Linked DNA regions of Homo sapiens: region 1 is linked to region 2. Evidence: read pairs that join two places in POLR2A ChIA-PET (ENCODE). Cell type or tissue: PC-9. All regions are shown on one strand. Each heading gives the region's core, and the rest is flanking DNA. Links, peaks and the distances in the headings are about the cores only.

The links. ChIA-PET counts read pairs that join two places held together with the same protein. Peaks named below come from ENCODE experiments on the same cell type or tissue, not always from the same donor. Only the 100,000 strongest peaks of a DNase experiment are listed, where the experiment ranks them.
Region 1: POLR2A ChIA-PET joins it to region 2 with 21 read pairs; 3 of 35 experiments call an interaction of 5 or more read pairs at or near these places.

Annotation. Positions count from the first base shown.
Region 1 is chr3:171,835,062-171,847,515 of GRCh38, forward strand. TMEM212 (transmembrane protein 212) reads left to right here and starts at 8,288. Exons shown (of 5, transcript NM_001164436.2): 1 at 8,288-8,481. The coding sequence starts at 8,323. In PC-9, for the core only: no CTCF peak of the experiment used is centred there; no DNase peak of the experiment used is centred there; H3K27ac peaks cover 198 bases.
Region 2 is chr3:171,651,114-171,663,567 of GRCh38, forward strand. PLD1 (phospholipase D1) reads right to left here. Exons shown (of 27, transcript NM_002662.5): 20 at 10,947-11,057; 21 at 8,100-8,188. Among named protein-coding and RNA genes, the nearest start is that of PLD1, 150 kb to the right of the region's middle. In PC-9, for the core only: no CTCF peak of the experiment used is centred there; no DNase peak of the experiment used is centred there.

The DNA of each region.
Region 1 (12,454 bases), core at 1,832-9,831, 180 kb after region 2:
TAGGGGAAAGTATTACCTATGCAAAGAGGTCTGCTGAAAGAGAGAAAAGATTTTAATATGTAGAGATATTAATACATAAAACCACAGGCCAAGCAAAAGATCTATTAAATTAGATAGGTCATCATGAACAGCAACTACTTTAAAAGTCAGCAGTGGATTTAAAAGGTGTTTGTCAGAGCTTTTTCCCAGAGGCAGAAGTTCTTGCCGGACTTCAGGCAGTTAGTCTGCGATGTTGCATCTTCCTCTATTTAACGCAGAGTCATGTGTCAATGTGTCGTGTGCTGACATAGCAAGCCCAAAATAATCTCAGCCATGGGTCACTTCAGTGCAGCTCTCCCATGTATCTACATACAACGCATGTAAATTCACAATGCAGTTTCCAGGTGAGCTAACCTGGAAGATCTTCTTTGTATTTCAGTGTGGATTTTCATAAAGAAGAGGGCTGGAGCAGTTTAAGACCAAAATATTAAATATCGCTTGTTTCTGAGGGAAGGCCTGAGAAGCTAGCTTTCACAGCAAACTGGTCTGTATAAACTAGCAATTGTAGCCTTCGTGCAGTGGCTCATGCCTGTAGCCCCAGCACTTTAGGATGCTGACATAGTAGGATCACTGGAAGCCAGGAGTTCAAGACCAGCCTGGGCACATAGCAAGATCCCATCTATACAAAAAATAAAACTCAAAAAAATTAAAACTAAGTAAACTAACAACTGTGATGATAAGCAGTGGTTTCATTCATTCACTCTCATCCATTCATTCATTCATTAGTTCATTGACTCAACAATACTTTCTGTGCATCTACTATAGACCACAGGCATTGTTTTTGGCTCTGGGATACAGTGGTGAATAAAACAAAGTCCTTGCCTTCATGAAGCTGTTATTCTAATTGGGAAGACACACAGTAAAGACATAAGCCAAGAGCTATGAAGAATAAAGTCAGGTGGTAACGAGGCCATGAAGATCCATAAAGCCAGATAAAGGGATGGAGAGGGGGAGATTGGTAAGGGAAAATCTTTGAGCAGAGATGTGGATGAAGTTGAGACAGTGAACCAAATTGTTTGTACCAACCTTAGCTCACTTTGCTTTTCTACATGTGTTGAAATATACAGAAAATTGAGGCTCATGATATTTTTAACATTGCTTAGAAAACACAGAGCCAGGCACAGTGGCTCACGCCTGTAATCTCAGCACTTTGGGAGGCTGAGGCAGGCGGATCATGAGGTCAGGAGTTTGAGACCAGCCTGACCAACATGGTGAAACCCCATCTCTACTAAAAATACAAAAATTAGTCAGGTGTGGTGTTGCGCACCTGTAATCCCAACTACTCGGGAGGATGAGGCGGCAGGATCACCTGAACCTGGGAGGTGGAGGTTGCAGTGAGCCGAGATCACGCCACTGCACTCCAGCCTGGGTGACAAAGCAAGACTCCATCTCAAAAAAAAAAAAAAAAAAAGAAAAAGGAAAAGAAAGAAAAGAAAAGACAGAGAAAGAACTTTGTTTCATGATCAATCAGAAACTGGTTTACAGAGATATCCTCTGTCTAGTGTTGGCCAGTAGATGGGGATTTGCCTTTTAGGTCTCTGCTACACCAGATCCTTGTTGAATTCTCATTTCTCCATTCCATGTGTACCATAAACTCCATACCTACAAGTGTTACCAGTTTTTCCCCCAGTTTTTCATCCCTTTCCAAGAAGATGGGAAACAAGAGTGATACGACTTTATGTTCCATTGTCCCTTGGCCATCTTGGCATCTGCTGTGTTTGTTGGCCAGTTTTAATTATTTTATGACACAGACAACAGGAGCTGGGCTATGGTCACCAATTTGTTACTCACAGCCTGCTAATTACTTAGCTGGTAGATGCTGGCTCCCAGTTATTGCCTTTTTGTGTTCTGCTGGGGCCAAAGTGAGGCCTCCTTAGAGGAATACTGTCTGAAATCTCTTGAGCAAGAATTCAGCTGGCCAAATCACAGTGTGTGCAGTGCTTATTATGTGCCCACAGCTTGTACCAGATAGAGGGGAACACAAGTTGGCATGTCGACTCTAACAGATAAAGTCTCTTTGGGACAGGCAATCTGGTCACATAGGTATTTTTGCTCCTTTGGGATTTATTTTAAGTCACGGAATGGTAGAGACAGAAGGAGTCTTGGAAATTATCCAGTCCAACCTCCACATTTTGCTGAGAAGGACCGAGATTACGGGAGGCTTAAATTTACTCCAGGTCATACAGCCCTAGTTTCTTTCTATTGCAGCAGGTTGTTCCTTGTCCTATTCGGGAACCTTGCATATGACAACCATTCCAGTCCATCTCCACATCAATGGCAACAGCCCACTCATACAGCACTGGAAAACAGAAAACTATGCACAGAAACACTCTAGATAGATATTCTGGGACTTTTATATCAATGCACAGAAACAAACCTTTGCCTTTGCTTTTAGCTCTCTCCTCTGGTCTAATTTTTTTTAAAAGAGAAAGTAAAGAATCTCTTTATTCCATTCTTTTTTCTGTATAACTAGGAGCAGAATCAGCAGTTCTGATCAAGCCTCCTTGGTGTAAGTAAACACAGCATCATCCCATTCTTCTTATGTCCTCAGTTTGAGTACAGCCTTATAGGTTTTTGTATACTTCGTGGTAAATTTCACAGATGCATGTATATTTTTTAAAAAGACATAGTACACCAAATACTGATCTAGTGGAGAAAAGTAAAAATTACAAAATTTAGAATCAAGCATTTATAGGTTCAAAAGCAGGATTTGACACTTAATAATTGTGTCACCTTCATTTAACATTTCAGAACCTCAGTTTCACCATCTGTACAATGGGACTAATAATAGTAACTGTTGAGGGCTTTAGCAATGCACCTTCATCATTCCTCTCTCCCTTTTGCCTCTTACATGGGTATAACTGGGTCAAAAACTGTGCTTAGTTTCTCATGGATCAATTTGGTTCTTTTCTTTTTCAAAAATGCCAAGAGAAGAAACTAAGGGAATATACATTCCTTGTTTAAGAAGACTTAAAAGTTCATCCCTAAAAGCAATTTTTAAAACAAGCATCATCTAAGAATGTTTTAGAATACTCAGTTTCTCTTTTCTCATTCTACTTCTTTGCCCTTTTCCTCTATTTATTTCCCTGTTGTCCTCCCTACAAACAGCTTTTGTAAAATGTACATGAATGGCCCAAGGCTTCCATCGTTCCTCTGTCCCTGAATCAACTCTGTCCAGACCCGAGCTTTGGATCTGTGAGTGACGCAAGAAGCTGTTTTTGGCTTCAGGAATGTTTTCCTCTACATTCTGACTCCTCTCTTGTTGTTCTTCTTTCCTCTCCATCTTTTCTCCACCTCTCTTCCCCAGACACCCCCACTGTTTCTCTCTTCCTGTTTTCTTAGTTTCTTTTCCTCTCCTTGGTGGCCAAAGCACCAATCAATCACAGCTGTGGTCACAATTACAGTTCTGTCCGTGACTCCTCTATCTCCATGATAAAACAAGACAGGAGTAGCCTCTCCAAAAGGCAGACAATATCCACAGTAGCCTGTGGGAGGCTGCCTGGCGTGGACAAGTCAGCCAATAAGAGGTTTTCCTTGCAGCTGCAAGGCTTGGGAGAGTGAAACGACAGCTAGCTGTGCAAGTTTGCTGGTGACACAATGAAGTGTTTTGCTTCAAAAACCATGGGAAAATTCTGATACATTCCAGATAATTTCAAAACATATTTGCGGGTCAGATATACCAAAGGCAAATAAAAATCTGAGTTAGGTAAGCACAGGCTGATGTACAAATCTATTTAGATCCAAACATCTTGCAGATTGGATGACATTAAATTTGACAATTCCCAGTTAGGGATGATAAAAATTGAACTTTGTTCTCTTTAAACCCCAAGCCATTACAAGAAGAGCGGGTTCACTCGAAGTTGAAGTTGAATAGCTAGTAAAAAGCAAAGGGAAGTGTGCATTATGGATGAACATTGGAAAGATTTTAAATCCAGTTAAGAAACTGGACTATTTGGAAAGACACAAAAGTATATTTAAAAATACCTATATTGTGTTTGCACGGGAGGCGCACCTTCACAGTCTAACCTAATACACCTGTCCCATCATTCCGATTCTAGGAAGACAGATTCTGCTTGGTGCTGCACAGGGGAAAAGCAGCTTTTGCCTTGCATTTCCTGCACATCCCAGATTCATCAATATCATGAGGGTTATTGAGCCAGCATGGCCATATGCCTGAGCAAAACTCACGCCTTTTATTTCATGCAGTTAATACAGCTAAATCTTGTTTTTTCTTGTCTCAGCTTTTACCTTGACATTTCCAAACCTACAAAAAATGTCTCACACCTGTAATCCCAGCACTTTAGGGGGCTGAGGCTGGAGGATCACTTGAGGCCACGAGTTCAAGGCTAGCCTGAGCAACATAGCAAGATCCTATCTCTACAGAAAAAAAAAACATTAAAAAGCATTAACCAGGTGTGGCATGGCCCTATTGTCCCAGCTATTCAGGAGGATGAGGCAGGAGGATTGCTTGAGCCCAGGAGTTCAAGGTTATAGTGAGCTATGATTGTACCACTGCACTCCAGCTTGGGTGACAGAGCAAGGCACTGTGTCTAAAAAATTAAAATTACAAATTAAAACAAAATTAAACCTACAAAAATCCTGAAAAAAATTGTAAAGAGCACTAACATCACCCAGTTTCACCAATGGGACATTCTCTTATATAAATATAATGCCAATCATCCTTCCAAGGTACTTAACATTGATACTCTAGTATTATCTAAAATAAACTCCATACTTAAACTTCCTCAATTGTCCCTGCAGCTTTTTAAATGTCTTTTATGACTTGAATAATTTTGAAGAGTCCAAGCCAGTGTTTTGCAAAATGTCCCTATAATCTGGATTTATCTAATTGCTTCTTTATAATTAGATTCAGGTTAAAATATTTTTGCCAAAAATACTACACAGAAGATGGCGTGTGCTTGCATTGTATTGTATCAGGAGACAATGATGTCTGTTTGTCTTGTTTTGGGTGATGTAAAGTTTGATCACTTGGTTGAGGTGGCTGCCATATTTCTACTTGGTAGAAATATTCTTTTGCATTGTAATTTTTTTCTCCGTTTATCCAAAGGTTTTAACATCTATTGATGATCTTTGCTTTATTGCACTGATATTAACCGAGTGTTAATTTTTCTAATTTTTTCATTCCTTTTGTATGCATTAGATAGAATATTCAATATCTGGGTCTTTCTGACACCAAAGCTCATACTCTTTCTAGGACACGAGCTACCTTTTTAATACATAAACAAATAAAGCTAGTCATCTGAAGCTGCTAGGAAAAGAAAACATTTTAATTTCATCTCTCGTTTGGAGCTGCATTATCTTTTAACTTGGCAAAAATGAACTCCTTCCATAGCTTTGAAACCTACTTTAAAAATCCCAAGACTATAGCCCCCACAGAGCTGTTATTTTTAAGGCTCACATGTGAAGGAATGTATTTTAAAGAGGTAGAGAATGTTCATATCAGGTTCCCTCTCTCCGCATCACTGATGTTCTTCCACTTCTTTGAGTGTCTAATTTTGCTTGACTGATTTATTGATTGATGATTTCTTGTGTTTGGTGTGGAGGGGGGAACATTGGAATAAAAATGTCAATTTGGGCTTTCTGTTTGTTTTCAGTGGCAAAACTGGCTTGAAGTGTTTGGTGAAGCTACCGCCTTTTTCCCTGAGCCAAGATCCTGGGATCCCCTGGGTTGAGGAGAAGGTGGAGTCTGCAAAGCAGCCTACAGCGACCTTGACACCACCACCTCCTAGGAGAACTTGCAGGCCCAACTTGCAGTCAGTTAGTGCCACGTGGGATGACTAGAGGGAGCAGGGGCCCTATAAACCTTGCTGGCTGCCAGGACATGGGCACACAGACACGGCTGATCAGAGAGGAAGCCCAAGACAGAAGCAGTGACACTTTCTTTTCTTTCCTAGTAGCTGCTCTCACTGAAAATGTCCTTTTTTTAATGAAATTAGTGGGACTAGATTCCTGCGGGAAAACACACAGAGAGAAACCCTATTCTACCTCTCTTCCTTCTCTTTGTTATATTAAGTGGCAACAGCTCCTCTAATCACTAATAAATTCAGGTTTATAAGTCACAATAGCAGTGTCAGGGTTAGGCTGTGAGTGTTACAGGCACTTAAAAGGTCCTTCAAGTTAAAACAAAAAATACTCTCTTTGTTTGCCATCTTTGTACTGTTTAACATGAGTATTTCAACAGTCTTTATTTTCCAAACATGCAAACAGGAGAGAGTGATCTGACCCACAGCATATTGACATACCATCTAGCTATAACCTTGAGATAAAAAGTAAAGGAAAAAGTCAAAACAGCTCAAACCAAATACTAATACAAACAAGTCTTTCTTCACTCTCGACCCCTTCCCCCCCCATATCAGTGGAACAAACTAGCATCAACACTCATTGACGGTGGTGGATTCACATGGCTCTATACTTGTGCAGCTTCAGGGGGACAGGAGAGCCCAAATACAAAGGGGAAAGTTTAATGTATTAATCAACTAATTCAACAAATACTTATTACTATATGTATCTGCTCTGATGCAGACAAGGTTGTAGACGCTGGGAATATCTCATACATTTAAGGGATGTATAAGACTTGCAAGGTCTCTGCCCTTGTGAAATTTATCTAGTGGTGTTAGAAAAAAAAAATCAGAGAATATAGCCCACAGTGTTGAGAGGAGATAAGAAATAGCAGCTGTACCAGAAAGCATGAGTTGGTTTCCTGGATTCTGTATATCCAGGAATGCAACTGCTTCAAAATCTGGGTCAAACTGTGGAATGGCTATTAAAGACAGAAAGGCAGAAAGAAAAAAAGCAGAGAATCAGAGAGAAGCTTCTCTTTCCACCACATATGGGAGGGTCCTTTGGGAGTTTTTACCAAATTGTTCAGGAAGAGTTAAACATGATGTTTTTAAGGTGATGAATTTAAAAAAAAACCACAATAAGTGCACCTTTGTCCCACGATGGAAGGACCCCAAAGGTGGAACATCCCAATTTAACAAGAGTAACTTTCTGAACATCTTCGTTATGCTAAACTCTGGGCTAGGCATTTATGGTTTTAGCTCATTTAATCCTCTCAACCAAATCCATTAAAGATAAACACTAACTTTTATTCCCATTTCGCATACGAATAAATAGACCTAGAGAAGTTAAGTAACTTGCCCTTACTCAAGGACACAAACCTGGTAGAGAGTGGAACCAGAATCGGATCACAGCTCCATCTGACTCAAAATCGATGTCCTAAACCACTTCATTTGCATTCATAAAATTATTTTTCATCCTTTTATTTCAGTAAAAAGGAATAATGTATTAATGTTAAATAGGAAAATTATTCAGATGGCTTCAGAAACTGACCTGTGTTTTTAAGATATTTTTTTGAACAGACATCCACATATATCCAATCAGTCAAAATCAAATAACACCATTTTCTCAAATGCATGAAAAAGTAAGAGATGACTTGTAACTGCCTAAATGTACCTAAGTTCAATATCTCAAATTAGAATTATGATTCAAGAATGAATGGGGATCAGCATTTTATTCAACTGATGAATTGCTCCTCAAAGTTTATTTTATTTTATAACTGCATACATTTCCATCATCACACTTTAATTGAAAATTAAATTAATAGTAAAATAAGGTGAAACTGGTTTAGTGAAAACAATGCAAAACTCCATAATAAAGTTCATGCCCATTTGGGAATGAATCCATATCAAAAATCTTTATCAAAAATAATTGTAGTGGAATTAAACTTTGAAAGGAGGTGAAGGTCTTGCTTTGGGTTGAAATCATTTAAATTAAATATAATGAAAAGTGACCAGGGTGCTTATTTTTACTTTGTTTTGTGGGAAATTGTGCTGGGAATGTGGATCTATTGTACACAAAGGATGTTGGCTTTATGCTGGAACCACTAGGCAGGTTGAGTTGAGAAACAATTAGCTCAGTCAGCAAGCCTTTGAATCTGATTAAGCCAGGAAGTGGTCACTCCCCAGGACAGGGCAGAATGAAGGGAATCAAGGCAGCAATCCAAAGCAAGGGATAATTTTTTTCTCTCTTTCTCTTAAATAAATTGTTATTAGAATTTATTGTGTCAAATTTATGCCAAGGACTATTTGAGTACATTTCATCTTTGGTAAAACAAATAGAATCTTGTTTCCAAGTAGATCAACAGTTCGTATGTGTCGTGGCTACTGTCTCTAAGAAACTTCTATTTACTGAGGCCTGTCATACGCTCATGTTTTGGTAACAAAACATCTTTGAGACCAAGGCCTCAAGCCACCAAGGAAAATGAAGGGCCTCTACCAGGCTGCTGGCCGGATTCTTGTTACTCTGGGGATCCTCAGTGTATGCTCTGGAGTTATTGCTTTCTTTCCTGTCTTTTCTTACAAGCCTTGGTTCACAGGATGGAGTGTTCGAATTGCTTGTCCTATCTGGAATGGAGCTTTGGTATGAAAATAGTTTATTAAATATATTGAGAAAATAAAAGAAGGTGGGAGGGAAAGGGAAAACAGAAGAACATATCCTTTTAAATTGTTCTAACAATACAAAGAAGTCAAAATTCCACAAAAAATCAGAATCCGCCTTGGAACATTGATTTCTATTAATTGCATTTTAAGTATAAAAATGATCTTAATATTGTTTTATCATGTATACATGTATATTATGTATTTTTAATGACATGCTGCTCAAGAAATTCTTAAAAAGTTATTTTATTTTAATCCACTTAACTTGATATGCTAAGAAATTAGAATCTTTTGAAATGTGAATTTTGAATTTAGAAAAAAACATAAACCTTGAAAAGTAATTTTAAAATACAGAACAAAGTAAAATAATTTTCAAACTAATGCTTTCATTGCAAACACTAAGATGTACATGGCCCCAAAATTTACAAACCCCAAATATTTGTTTTTCCACCTTTCTCTTGCAAGCAACTGTTTGAACTGAAAATAACTCAATAATTTTCAATTATTTGAAAATAATTCAAATAATTCAATAATTCAAGATGGACTTCACAATTCACTAGGAAAGTACATGTGCCAAGTACAGCGTACGACACTAAGTAGTACTCCGTGTGCGCTCATTGAATCATTGCACAGATAAACGATTGGCCTGGTCCCTTAGCTCTCCAACCAAAAAAAAATGGGCACATCTAGTCTTGGGAGTAACTGGCTTCCATGCTGGTATGATTTAAGAGAAGTTACAGAGACCCACCTGTCCAACAAATCCTTCTCTCATTGATTCCTGTGACGCCTGACACTACTGGAGACTGGAGAATTCAATATTGAAGCTTTTTGATCTTAAGGAATCTTCTATTAAAATGTAGCCACTTGGCCGGGCATGGTGGCTCACGCTTGTAATCCCAGCACTTTGGGAAGCCAAGGGGAGCGGATCACGAGGTCAGGAGTTCGAGACCAGCCTGACCAACATGGCGAAACCCCGTCACTACTAAAAATACAAAAATTAGCTAGGCGTGGTGGCATGCACCTGTAATCCCAGCTACTCAGGAGACTGAGGCAGGAGAATCACATGAACCTGGGAGGCAGAGTTTGCAGTGAGCCGAGATCATACCACTGCACTCCAGCCTGGGTGACAGAGCAAGACTCCATCTCAAAACAAACAAACAAAATGTAGCCACTGTTGTGTGAGATAGTATCTTAAATCTTTAAAAAGTTAAAACTTTAACTGAGATACCACCTAAAAACTAGACCTCAGGAAATATAAATTTTAATCTACTTATTAGATAAATATTTATGAATAGCCCCCTATGTCGTTGAGTTACAATGAAGGATCCAACAAGGTCTTCATCTTAAAGGAACTTGGTCTAGTGGGGTTTGATGAATGTGTGCAGATAGACGGAAGCCAGTGGGATTATGGGAGAGTCGATGGAATGAGGAAACCACAGGGTTATCTTTCTCTTTCTCAGTTTTTTTTTCTTTTTCAATACATTCTTTTGCATCTATCACCCCAATCTTGATCTTCCCTTCTTTTCTCCAACACCTACCTGAAACCACAATTCATTCAAAGAAATATTTGTTTAAGTTCTACTGGAATGCAGAGATGGCAGTTACACTTATTCAAGTGGCTTCCAAACTTTTTTTTGGTGACTCAGAGTCAGAAAAATATTTTAGGTGAGGACCCAGAATGTACATAAATACATCTACATTCTTCTCTCTAGATAAATAGATATCTACATCTATTATGTATATACATGTATAGTAGATGTTTATATATCTATAAAACAAAAGTTGCTCAAAATAGTACTTACCCTCTATGTGAAACATATTCTGATATTTTCTATTTCATTTAATTTTTTTAAAAATTCTGATTTCACAAAGTTTAACAATATCATGATTAGAGTTCAACCCTACATTCTTTTGTTACAGCTGTTTGCCTATCCTTTCAGACTGCAACATAATACATTAAACAAATATTGGTGATTTTGATTAAGATTACAGATGATTGAATGTATTGTTCTAGGCCAAACATCTATTTTTACCAGTTAGGCCCGGAGAAATGATATGATGTGTCTCCAGCACATAGTTAATTGGTAACTGTTTGATTTCAGAGGTGGCAGCATCAGGAAATGGAGTCAGAGATAAAGGATTTAGAGAAGTGGACCTGTTTTCAAGTCCTGACTTTGATGTTCTTGGTAGGAGGTCAAAAGCAGGACCCTCAGCCAGCCAGTTCCTCATTCCCTTTATCTGTAAAATGGGGAATTTTACAGATAAAAAGAGCCCACGTGTAAAACTGTCCAACCCTAAGATGCACAGTGAGAAGGAACACAATTTAAACAAAGATTGTATAATAAAGAGCTTTGCCAATTTTAAAGCCCTCTTCAAATGCTAGTTAATACTATGCCTTTCATTTGTGCCCTACTCTCTGTTCAAGCCCTTTGTTCTTAATCCTGTGTCACCCACCTCACTTTCCTATCCTACTCCCTCGTAACCTGCTGAGTTCTCCATCCTGTTACTTCCTGGACTTCATCTCCTACCACTCTTCCCTTAGGTCACTTCTCTCCCATCACATTGGCTCCTTGCAGTTTTCAAACATGCCATGATGTGTTTCTGCCTCAGGGCCTTTGCACTACCTGCCCTCTGCCTAAAGCCTCTTCCTGAACTTGGCTCACTCCCTAGTCTCCTTCAATTCTTGATTAATTCTTTATCAAACAACACTTTTTTATGGAGGTTTGCTCCCATTACACTATTTAAAATTGTAATCCCCTGACCCCAACTGGTGTTCCCAATCTCTGATACCCTGCTCTATTTTTTCCTCATAACACTTATTAGCATATAAGACACTATATAATTTTTCAATTTATTGTTTGTATATTCCCCTCTCCTCTAACAAATGTATATTGTAGAAGGGCAGGGATTGTTTTTTCTATTATGTTTACTGCTGTATCTGAAGAACTTGGAACAAAGGGAATTACAAACTCTGTGTTCAATAAATATTGTTCAATAAGTATTGTTGAATGAGTGAATGAATCTCATACCCTCCGTTCTGTTGGTACAGAATTTCTTATACAGTTGAATACCAATTAGGTTGCAAAGACTAAAGGTCAGGGTGGTATTTATATTATACTAGTGCAGGAAAAAATCCTCATGAGAAGGAAAGTAATACAAATGCTCAGTCTTTCAATAATGTCTAAATTTGGACGAACGTTATGTTTTTTTACTAGTGAGTTTCCTACTGAACCACAGTTCTGTCTGATCAGGGTGAACTTCAAACAGTCTCTGACTCATTCCACAACCTCCCTTACCAATCACTTCTTAACTTGCCTCCAAAGTATGTCTTCCTCCAGTGACAAGATTTGTACATTTCAACCATATTAACATTTCCTTTTACAGATGACTCCATATTTCCTTGGGGACTTGTAAGAAAGAGATTTTTGTATATGATACAGTACTTTGAATTTGTTCAAAGTCTTTCATTCAAGACTCTCTAAGTACTTCATATAGATTGGTCCTCAGACTCCCTAGTTCCATTTTGACATTTATATGACAAGCAATTTTCCTAGAATTTTGGAGCTAGGTTATTTAAAAGCATCAGCTGCTAGCAAGTATTCAGTGAGGAGATCATAATACCATAAGGAATGAGTTCTATTAATTCTAGAAAACATGGCTTGTAGATCAAGTTCTGATGAAAAGACTGGAGTGCAATGAGTTTAAACACAGGCCCTGAGGGCTGGACAGCCCAGTGACTTGGCCAATGGCAAGTGCAGCGCTGTACCCAGAGCCCTGCTTAGAGAAGGGAATTTGGGAGAAAGGTCACGCTAGATTTAGTTTTGCAGTCTTCCTCAACGGAAGTTCTGCCCCTTCCTCGACGGTTAGAGAAGGGGCTTGATTACATGACCATGCACGTCTGTTACAGCTTCCACAGTTGCATGTCTTCCAACTGCCTGATGGTGTCAAAGAAAAAC
Region 2 (12,454 bases), core at 2,462-10,461:
CACAACTGGGTCTCAGGGTCTGGCAAGAAGGCCCCGAGGAAGCTTGATATGCTTCGCTAGTGACAAGACACTTTATTTTTTTGAGAATTTGAGATTTATAGTTTGTATTTCATTACTGTAAACTTCAAGAGCTGCTATAAATCGTCTCGTTGTAGATTTTGCAGCAGTGAATACTGTCAGAAATAGGAAGAATTGTGGTTAGGGCTTAGGGTGTGTGTGTGTGTGTGTGTGTGTGTAAAGAGAATTTTATACTATGGTGGTATCAATTATGTTGGAATTGGATCTGTAGCTTCTTGGTCGTTTGGGACATAACCCCTTTTATTTTGTGCTTGGCAAATCCTTTAAAAGGAGAAGATCCTTCTGGGCTTCAGTTTCCTCATCTGCACATGAAAGAACTGGCTAAAATCATGACTAGTCCACTAGAAATGCTGGCCCTATTTAGCACTGACTTTACCTATCCTCTATGTGACTTCATAGATTATGAACTATTATATATTGTGCACAAACACACATCAGTTTTCTCATTGGTTATCTTTTGAAAATGGCAAGCTTTCAAACATAAGAATGCTGAGGGATTCCCCAGCATGTTTGACTTAGACTTCACCCTGGGCTTGATAGTCTTTGGCAAGCCTAGCCCTGAGTGGCCCCCAAATGAGGTTATATAGAACCTTATACTAAACTGTTCCCACTATGGCCCAGACGGTTTTCATTGTCATTTTTAAGTCTCCTTCTTCCTTCCTCTCTTTTCCAGGGCACATGCTCAGGCTCAAAATGAGTGCTGGCCCCTGCCCTGTGCTAATCTTTACATTTCTCTATCTGCTGAGGTTACCATTTTATACAATTTTTAGAATAGAATAAAAGCATTTACATGACCTAAATCAAAAGGTCTCCTGCCACGATCTGTTGTCATCTGTGTCCCAAGGTAACCTCTTCTCCAGAAATCGTACAGAGCTTGGGAGTTATCCCACAAGAAAAAATGTGAAACCAATGATTGGCATACTTAGATAAAATGTGTTTTGGCCAGGCGCGGTGGCTCATGCCTGTAATCCCAGCACTTTGGCAGGCCAAGGCGGGCGGACCACGAGGTCAGCAGATCGAGACCATCCTGGATAACACAGTGAAACCCCGTCTCTACTAAAAATACAAAAAAATAGCCAGGCGTGGTGGCAGGCACCTGTAGTCCCAGCTACTCGGGAGGCTGAGGCAGGAGAATGGCGTGAACCCAGGAGGTGGAGTTTGCAGTGAGCCAAGATCGCGCCACTGCACTCCAGCCTCGGCGACAGAGTGAGACTCCTTCTCAAAAAAAAAAAAAAAAAAAGGTACTGCAGTTGAATTTTCTTTAAGACAAGGCTTCTGAAACAAGCCCAACATGTCTTTTCAGTTTGGTACAAAATTATAGGATATGGTAATTATGGACATAGATTTTTCTTTAAACCCAAGAACTTTTAATCTATCAAACATTGCTTTTAAAAAATAAAACATTCATCTGATTTTTTTTTTCTTTTTGTGACAGGGTCTTGCTCTGTTACCCAGGCTGGAGTGCAGTGGTGCAATCATGGCGCACTGCAGCCTTCACCTCCCAGGCTAAGAGATCCTCCCACCTCAGCTTCCCGGATGGCTGGGACCACAGGCATGTACCAGCACACTCAGCTATTTTTTTTTTTTTTTTTTTTTTTTTTTTTGTAGAGACTAGGTCTCACTATGTTGCACAGACTGGTCTTGAACTCCTGAACTCAAGTGATCTTCCTGCCTCGGCCTCCCAAAGTGCTAGAATCAAAGGCATAAGCCACAGTGCCCAGCTCATTCAATTTTTTATATTTCAAAATAAAGTATTTTTCATAGATTTCTGGGAGGCTTACCATTCGAAAATTTCTACATCCCTTGAAATGGGGGAAGCTTTGTAGCTTACTGGTAAAAAGCACAAGTTGAGGTCCTACAGACATGGTTTGAGTCCTACTCCTATCCAACCATAGCTGTATGACTTGGCTAAGTTATCTAATTTCACTAGGCCTCAGCTGCCTCATCTGTAGAATGGGAGTAATTACACAACCAATCCCATAAAGTTGATACAAAGACTGAATGAGGTAACACAGGTATAGCACTGATTATGTGGAAAGACTCAGAAACTATTTGGTAACATTTTTATTCAATTATATCAATTGCTGATTTCAATTAGAAGGCTTGCATATCTTCAAATAACAACAAAGTAAATAGCATCTAAAATTAAAACAATACTAAACTAAACACATATTATGCTTCAGAATACATTTTGTTTTACTTTATATTTTGGGGAGAGTGTTATCAGATCAATAACAGGGAAATCAAAAATTGATTCCCAGGAAGAGTCAGCTATAGGTTTCTGGCAGCAAACCTCTAGACAGAGTGTTGTAATCGTGTGCCTAAACAAGTCACATGATGAACAACAGCCAGTCGTGAGAAACCAAAACAAATTTTTCTTATCCAGAAGTAGCCGTCCAATAATTTAAAATACGGAACATTTAAGCATCTTTTAAATTAAAACATTTCTTTTTCTAGCATAAATACTAATTTTGAAACAGCTGATTTGAATATGATGCCTCTTTATCCTTGCTTCAATTTACAGTGAACAACATATTTCCAGATGATGAATATCATGGAAATGCTATAATAAGTTCTTACATGAACTGGTGCTTTACAGCTTACAAACTACTTTCACATATATTCATATAAGCTACGTAGAACAGATAATATTATTCGTGGTTGGTGAAGAAACAGCGTGTCAGAAGGACAAACTGACGTACTCAGAAGGTCACATACCTGTGGATAACAGAGCTGGAGAGAATCCAGGTCTCCAGACATCTGGTCCCCCAATAATTTCAGATTTCCCAGTGTGGTATTTCCCATACCACCCACTTACAGGCAAGCAGTAGCTCTTCTACAGTTATAAGAAGCATGAGGGGCACTTTGGGAGGCCGAGGTGGGCGGATCACTTGAGGTTAGGAGTTCAAAGCTAGCCTGGCCGACATGGTGAAACCCCGTCTCCACCAAAAATACAAAAAAATTAGCTGAGTGTGGTGGCGGGTGCCTGTAATCCCAGATACTCGGGAGGCTGAGGCAGGAGAATTGCTTGAACCCGGGAGATGGAGGTTGCAGTAAGCCAAGATCACACCACTGCACTTCAGCTTGGGTGACAGAGCAAGACTGTCTCAAAAAAAAAAAAAAAAAAAAGAACATGGTAAGTTTGAACAATGTTCAAAATTGTTGTTTTAATGTAGTTTAATAGCATATTTTTAATGCAGTTTAATATTAAAACATAGAAGCATTAAGTCAACTGACTATTTTCATTGTGTGTGTCAACTGTTTGTTGCTAACACTATAAAATGCACTTTCTCACTTCCTGACTTTCTACCAAAGCAGAAAAATTATGCATGTCAAGTTTCCATGTGCAAAGATCTGAGAATCTCCTCAGAAACCATTCATTCATGGCACACAGTGTTTAAAAATGTGTCTACCTGGATCAGTTGGTCCTATCTTTTGGCTTAGTCAAACATGGCATAAAACAGTAAATTTTAGACTGTGGATTATGATTTTTTTTCTCTCTGATCGCCAATCACATTTGAGCTGTCAAAGAAAGGTTTCAAGTGGGTTGGGCAGCTGGCTTCAACTCTGAGACAGTTTTACTTATTAGAGTGAAGATTTGTTTTTTGTTTTTTTTTTATTCTGATTCCCCCGGCTGTTCTGAGGTCAGCATGGGGTAAACATGAGTCTGAGGCTCTAGGTCATGTCAGAACATGAAGGCTTTGCAAAACTTATTTCTATAAAGAATTATGGCTGTTGAGAAGGAACCAGAGGAAGTGAGAGGAACTGAGAAATTGCTTAGGGGAATTGTTGTGAGGCTGGATTCCAACGCTGGCAGAAAAATACTTAGACCAGTCCAGGGAGTTGGCAATTTGAAGACTCAGATTTCTCCAGGGTAGGAGGGACCTGGCAGAGGGCCTGTATTCTTTGGTGAGGCCTGGCTGACTGCGGACTGTCATTTCCCTCCATCTGCTTTGGGCTGCATTCTATTCTTTTTCAAATAGCCAAAATTATACTTGTTGCTAAGAATGTGACTTTGGCAGGGAAGTTCTGAGTCTCAGAAAAGTAGAGACCAGAGAAGTCTATGGAGAGAGAGGGGTAAGTTTGGGATGGCACATCATGGCACCTAATTAGTGAAAAGGGGTCACCCCAGGGTGGCAACCTGCAAAATATGTTGTTTCTTTCATTTTTTATTTATTTATTTTTTTAGAGATGAGGCCTCATTCTATCTCCTAAGCTGGAGTGTAGTGGTGAGATTATAGTTCACTGCAGCCTCATACTCTCAGGCTTAAGGAATCCTCTTGCCTCAGCCTCCAAGTAGCTAGAACTACAGGCACACCAAAACATCTGGATAATTTTTTATTTTTTTGTAAAGACAGGTGGTCTCAAATTTCTAGCCTTTAGAAATCCTCCCGCCTCCGCCTCCCAAAGTGCTGGGATTACAGGTGTGAGCCACCACACCTGCCCAAGATAAGCTTTTTAATTCTGCCTTTACCTTGCCTAACACAAGCTCACAGAACACAAGCTCACAGATTTGAAATTAAGTGAAAATATATTTTACAGTTGCAATTAACATAGGGAGATTAACAAGAATGCAGAGACGCCAGGGGTGAGGGGAACATAAAATATGTTTTGAGAATGTGTGTGTGTATCCACTGAAAGTCTAAATGTGTGACATATGTACCATTTTGAAAATGTGTCTGTCAAAAAAATGAGACTATTGAGAGATCAGAGCTAAATGACACAGGTTTATTTGAAATTTGATGAACTAATTTCCCATTTTTCACAAAGCAAACTTGAAATTGCCAGTCTTTAATGTGCTCTGTCAAACTCCAAGTGTAAGATACAATCTGCAACAGGTGCTACTTTACCATAATTTTTAAAGTCACAGATCCCTTTTCCTTTCAGGAGCAGCTCATAAGATCACTAGGAAATGTTCTATCAGAAAATATCTTGAAGTTTCTTGTAGCCCTAAAATACTATAATTTTATTTATTTATTTATTTATTTATTTATTTTGAGACAGAGTCTTGGTCTGTCACCCAGGCTGGAGTGCAATGGCATGATCTCAGCTCACTGCAATCTCCACCTCCTGGGTTCAAGCAGTTCTCCTACCGCAGCCACCTGAACAGCTGGGACTACAGTCATGCACCACCAAGCCCAGCTAATTTTTGTACTATTAGTAGAGACAGAGTTTCACCACACTGGTCAGACTGGTCTCAAACTCCTGACCTCAGGTGATCCACCCGCCTCAGCCTCCCAAAGTGCTGGGATTACAGGCGTGAGCCACCATGCCCAGCCTAATTTTATTATTTTAGAAGTCCAGATTTTTAAAGACAAATTACTACAGTAAAGAAAAATATTCTTTCAGGCTTCCAAACACTTAAAAACACATCTTTGGAACAGTATAAAATACCGGGGCCAGGCCCCGATCCAGGAAATTATGATCCAGTAAGCCTGGAGGTGAGTCAAGCTCTCTGTAATCTTGCAAAAGTCAGTGGTGATTTTGATGTGTAGTCACAGGTGAGATCCACTGTACACACTGCAGGATATGATGGATGCTGTAGTGTGCTGCCTAGATCCCCTCACCATGGGATCAAGACATCCATCCCATCAGCTACTGAGCATGTAGGCCACGGAATACTCACAGTGAAGTCCTCCAGGTATGAAAAGTATGGAGTCCTCCATAGGTGAAAGGGACTTGCCTCACTCAAGGTCATCCCCACTCCCTAGGGTCAGCCTGCATCCAATGGCTGGTCAATAGGGGAAGGGAACTACAGGCCCAACACATTTGCCTCAGCTTGGGGAAGCCCTGAATGGGTTTTTAATCCTAACCATCAATGCACTAGAGTCATGTGGTGTGAGGGGAAGCATTGGGTTGAAAGTCCAAAGATTTAGGCTCAAAGCTGTTTTTTGCCTATTGTGGTTAGTGGCCTAGACAAGTCACATAACCTCTTGAATCTCAGTTTTTAATCCTAAAAATGGGAACAGCAACAACAGCAATAATAACAACAATAACAACAACAAATACATGACCTACTCTCAAGTGTAGTTGTGAAGATTCAGTGAGATAATGTAGTTATAAACTGTGAATCACATAAAATGCTGATAGTTACTGTTATAATATGTCCTTAAGTATAAAAGTCCCCAAATATTATGTGAAAAAAGATATCAAAGTACCACATGACACTGGAAGTAAAAAGTGTTTTAATTCCCAAATGCATATGCACTTATTCTTCACTGCGTGCATTCAATGACTTAAAGTAATGAAATATAATGGTTTTGCTTATGTGTTTGTTCTGCTACTTTTAAATGGAGCTGAAATCAGCCATAAGAAGAAATTGTCCCTGGTGCCAAGACAATTCAATGTGGAAAGAATAGTCTTTTTAACAAATGGTGCTAGGGCAACTCTATATCCATCAACAAAAGAATAAAAAGTTGGGCCCCTAACTCACCCCATATATAAAAAGTAACAAAATGAGTCAAATATCTAAATGTAGGAGCTAACACTATAAAATTCCCAGGAGAAAACAGGCATAAATCTTCATGATCCTAGATCAGGCAGTGATTTCTTAGATATCACTATCTATATTCCTTAGATACCAAAAGGACAAGCGATACAAGGAAAAAAATAGATAAGTTAGCTTTTATCAAAATAAAAAAAATTTCTGTTTCAAATGACACCAGCAAGAAAGTAAAAAGACAAGCCATCGAATGGGAGAAACTAGGAATCATATATCTGATATGAGACTTGTATCTAGAATGTATAAAGAATTCTTACAACTCAAAAATAAAAAGTCAAATACCCCAGTGAACAAATGGGCAAGGGATTTCAGTAGACATTTCTCCATAGATAATACACAAATGGCCAATAAGCACACACAAAGATGCTCAGTATCATTAGTCATTAGAGAAATTCAAATGAAAATCACAATGAAATACCATTTCTTAAATGGTATTTCACACCTACTAGAATGACTATAATCAAAGAGAGAGATAATAATAAGTATTGGCAAATACAGAGAAACTGGACCTCTCATATACTATGGGAATATAAAATGGCAGAGCCGCTTTGGAAGACAGTCTGGCAGTTCCTCAAAATGTTAAACATAGAGTTAGCTATAACCTGACAATTCTACCCCTAGAGAAATGAAAATATATATCTGCACAAAAACTAGTAAAGGATGTTTATAGCAGCATTATTTATAATAGGCAAAAAGTAGAAACAACCCAAATGTCCATCAACTAATGAATGGATAAATACAATGTGGTATATCCACATCATGGAATATTATCTGGCAATAAAAAGAAATGAAATACTGATACATGCTATAATAATAGATAAGCTTCAAGAACATTATGCTAAGACAAATCAGTCATAAAAGACCCCATATTGTGTGACTCCATTTATACAAAATGCCCAGATTAGGCAAATCTATAGAAAAAGAAAAATCAGTGGTAGCCAGAGGCTAAAAATAGAAGGAATGGGTAATGACTGCTAATGGGGTTTCTTTCTGAGTGGATGAAAATGTTCTAAAATTGATTAGGTGGTGGTTGTGCAACTCTGTGAATACACTAAAAATCACTGAATTGTATAGTTTAAGTGGCTGGATTATACAGTATGTAAATTCTATCTCAGCAAACCAATTATTAAAAAAAAAATCCCATGAGCTGAATAAATATGACATACGGTAACAAGAATTTAAATATAACCCATAGCAAAATATTATGTCTGTTTTGCTTTTTTAAGCGAACACAGCTCATAGTCTGCTATTAAATAAAACAAATCACAAACCTCATGTGTGGGAAACAGACTGGCCAGGAAGAAATTTTTGTGCCTTGGAAGAATTCAAATTCCCTAGAAAGGGCAGTCAAAAATCTTTAGCAACTGACTCAGACTAAAGGCATCAATAACCTATTGCTGGCTGAACCAAATTTAAGCTGCTAGGAAATGACAGTACTTTAAAAATGGGCTTTGCAAAGTCATTTTAGTAATAAATACAAGAACATCTGCAGCGAGAACTCTCAGCCAAAGGCTGTTACCTGTGAGCTTTCAGGATCCTCTGGGCAATGGCATCGCCTATCTTGTTGAACACAACTTTGTCATCAGCACAGCTTATGAAAAACTGGTTCTATGAGAAATAAACAAGACAATCATGTTAGTCTTTATTTTCTTAGCAATATACGTAAGAACAATACTGTAATATATTTTTTAAAATGTTTCACACAGCAGATGTGTTCTGATCACTGAAATCACATCAAGAAAGTCAACGACACAGAAAAAAAGCCGCCTCATCTCACTCAGGGTCTCATCTGATTCCAGGTCATATCACCTGTAACACTTAATCAAGTGGAAAGTTACACTATATTATTTCACCATGAGAATTCCTTATAGGTGATTTTCTAAATTACATTCTCAGAATACTTAGGAACACTGCAAATTTAATCAATGGGGAAACTAGTTTTTTTCAGATTCACATGTTGTATAAATGCTTATGATTAAAAATTCTATATTGGCAAACATTCTATCTCATGCTAAGCTTGCTTTTTTAACAGAGTAGATGGTAAAGCCTGGTCTAGTTTTCTCCACCCTTTCTCCATTATTTCCTGGTATCTGCTTTCACCTTGTCTTGTTTGTCTGGGTCTCTTATTATCTCTGAACTTCTATTTTAAGTAGCCTCAACTCTCTTTTGTATGTTGCATATATATAAGCCAGTTAATAAAATAAAAAATGTTTTTTTCCTCTAAGTACTTCTGCTATTTATATATCTACAAAATAGTCTTTAAAACTGTTACTAGAAAACAAGTTACAACATTATCATAACAATGCAAAATATTTTGTTGCTGCATAAAGGAATGTGAAAAATTTGGTGCAAATATTACTAATGTTATGTGTTCAAATAGAATAGATTGTTATAACACATCTGTAATTTATAAGGACAATTATCACAAAGTAATATTTGCTAATCATCTCAAGGTAAAGAGATATATATGTAACAACTCGTAATTATCATCCCTTTGTGGCATTATCATTTTTATGACTATATAAGCTTTTATACTTAAGTGCATAAATCTGTAAAATGCCTCCAGAAGACAAACTTACAGGAAGACACGGTGCAGAAAGTCTTTTGAGAATGTGATTCCCCTTAGGGCATCAGACAATCAAAATCTCATTGGCAACCAAACCATGTTTCTTTTTCTGAATTCATATTATAAAGAAGCTTAGCATGCCTCAGCAGCTGTAAACACAGACTGGCTACATGTCATGTCCTTTACTTCTCCTTTTTTGGAAGAGTCGGATGAATGCTGACTGCTTATCTTGACTAGAGGAGTGTCAACCAGGTCTATGTCCCAACTATGTATACCTACATGGCGTTACTGACATCATTTAATACTACTGTCACATTAAAAAGAAAAGCTGATTATTTTATTTTTTATTTTTTTTATTTTTTTGAGATGGAGTCTCACTTTTGTCACCAAGGCTTGAGTGCAATGGCATGATCTCGGCTCACTGCAACCTTCGCCTCCCAGGTTCAAGTGATTCTCCTGCCTCAGCCTCCCAAGTAGTTGGGATTACAGGTGCCCGCCACCATGCCCGGCTAATTTTTTTGTATTTTTAGTAGAGACGGGGTTTCACCATGTTGGCCAGGCTGGTCTCGAGCTGCTGACCTCAGGTGATCCACCCGCCTTGGCCCCCTCAAAGTGCTGGGATTACAGGCATGAGCCACCGTGCCCGGCCAGAAAAGCTGATGTTAATGCTACTAAAAAGAGATGAAGCAAAATGATTCTGGGCAATAGATGAGCCAGCCTTCACATCTTTCCATCTCTATGGTATAATTGTTTAAATTAATAATACTAATAGCATTACTAAGCTCCAGACTTTATGCAGAGTTCGCTCATTTTCCACTAATGTCCTATATCTATTCCATGATGCCATTCAGGATACCACACTGCATTTAGCCAGCTAATATATTATATTTAACTTAGGTTTCTCTAGCCAGGCTCATGAAACAAATAAAGCTCCAATTCTTCCCTGCTTGTCTCTAATGAATTGTTGCTGTGCAGAGCGGGAGAGGGCCAGGACCCAAGGGGAAGAAAAACAGGGCTAGAATGGTTTTCCTCAGTTAACCCATTCCCCTATCTACCTTTAAAAAATTCAATGGGAAAGAAAAGACTCAAATAAGGAAGGAAATTATGCTATGATTTATTTTTTCCATTATTGTGACTTTTTATTTTCTCAGGGTTTTTCAAGTTCTCTGAACTATTTTTATATTCACTTTGAAGAGTAATTTAAGTTCCCAAACTAAACTCAGTGTCCCCAGATTTTCTCATATGCTCTAAAAATTCTGGGATGAAAAAAAGCTTCCTAATCAATAGTAGTTCACACAGGATTGAAGAAGGTGGTACCTGCTCTTAATGTTCTCACATCTTCCTTTTCCACGTTCTTTTCCCTGCACTCTCCCTACTCCGCCATGCCCAAACCAGTGGCATCCAGTGGTCTCTATTTTAGCAACTCACCCCTGTGTGTGCTCTCCTGAAATAGAACTTGCTTCACACTTAAACCCTCCAACCCAAGCGAAAACAAAACTTACCTATCCATGTTGGGGTATTTCTGTCTAATACTATTACAATGAGTTGATGATGCATTTTAACAGCAAAGATTTGTGAGACTCCCAATAGAATCTTGAGTTAATGACAATGCAGAGCCAGTTCCAGGTATGCTTGGGAGGTCAAAATTCAGGTGATATGAACCAGAGCTTCTCCAGCACTTTTCACGCCTCAAAATATACTTATTAATATGAGGGGTCCTAAGTTTGGGGACCCTGAAATCTCTGCATGATATTTAAGGGAAGGCAGTTTCTCACACGAATTTACATGAGCAAGACTTACTTCGATATAGATATAGTGCCTGCTGTTCTCTATCACATGGACGTAAGCGGCGTGGATGGACTCTTCATGGTACTTTATACCAGCAGACCAATCAGCAGCAGAGCGGAGCAACTACAAGGCAGCAATCAGAAATGAACAAGTATTAGCAATGGAGAGGACATCAGATATATTAATACAATGAAGTCACTCCTTTTTCTTCCAGACGACTGAATGATTACAGTGGCTTGAGTGTCATGTGTGAACCAAAGGAGAGTAGTGGGGTGGGGAATGCTGCTAAGGAAGAGGGGAGAAAGGGGGCAACTGGTCCTTGGATGTAGTCCATAAGGAAGGTCCTCAGCTGGAAATCACATCCTGAATATACCCTCTTTCATCCAGGATTATTTTCATTCAAAACTGGAAACCACAAATTGTGGTTTCTACAAAGACTATTTCAGAAGTACCTCTTCTGATGGCTGTGAGTATGGTAACCATTTGTATTCCTTTCCTATGACAGTCCCTCAATTATACCAGAATCCCTGTTGTTCTGGTGCATTTATTCAGAGCACCCATCTTTACTCTTAAAAGGGTACTGGTTTGGACCATATGGTATGGCCATCCTAGCTCTGACTTAACAATGTGATTATTCCTTTTCCCCTAAATAGATATTGTTCAGATTAATACATTCTAAAAGGTAGGTCATTTGGCATGTGATCTTCATTCTACCTTTAATAGCTGTCTGTTCCATGGCACGCCACTTTAGTCTAAACTTTCTAATGGCATAATAAAGGAAATTAATCACAGGAAAGAGAACTGGGGCTCAGAGAAGCAAAGAAACTTGCATGGTGTCACAGAGGTACTAGCATCAGCATCACAGCTTGAACTTGCTTTTTGTCATTCCATATCCGAAGTTTTTCTACTATGCCACACTGTTTTGCCACTTCATCACATGTGTGTGGCATGCCAGTCAATTTGGGATTGATCCCATCACCTCAGATTAAACCCATCGAAGTGGAGCTCCTGACTTTTTTCTCTAAACCATTTCCCATTTCAAATACCCCACTGGCCAGGGGCATACCATCATTCTATTAGTCTTTGGCATGCCTCTTCTCCTTAGCGTCTATATTCAATCTCACATCTACTTCAGTTTATTCTTTGGAGGATTTCTCAGATTTGCCTCTTTCTCATCGCTCACATTGCCTCGCTCTACGCAGACACTCACCTGTCCAGGCTGTATTACTCGAGCTTCTTCTCGCTCAGACACCTGAATATAGGTTATATACACTGATGCAGAGCAGGACTGTCTAGGTTCAAAGTCTGGCTCAACTATTTACTGGCTGTTGATCGTGTTTCTTAACCTCTTTGTGCCTCAGATTTTTGTTCTATAAAATGGAGTTCTACTTTATAGGGTCATAGAGAGGATTAAGTGAATTACCGTGAAATGTGTAGCAGGAGGCCTGGTATCTATTAAGTGGTTATAAGTGTTATATTAATGAGCATTAGAAGATGTGTTTGAGCTGTGGCAGGTCATG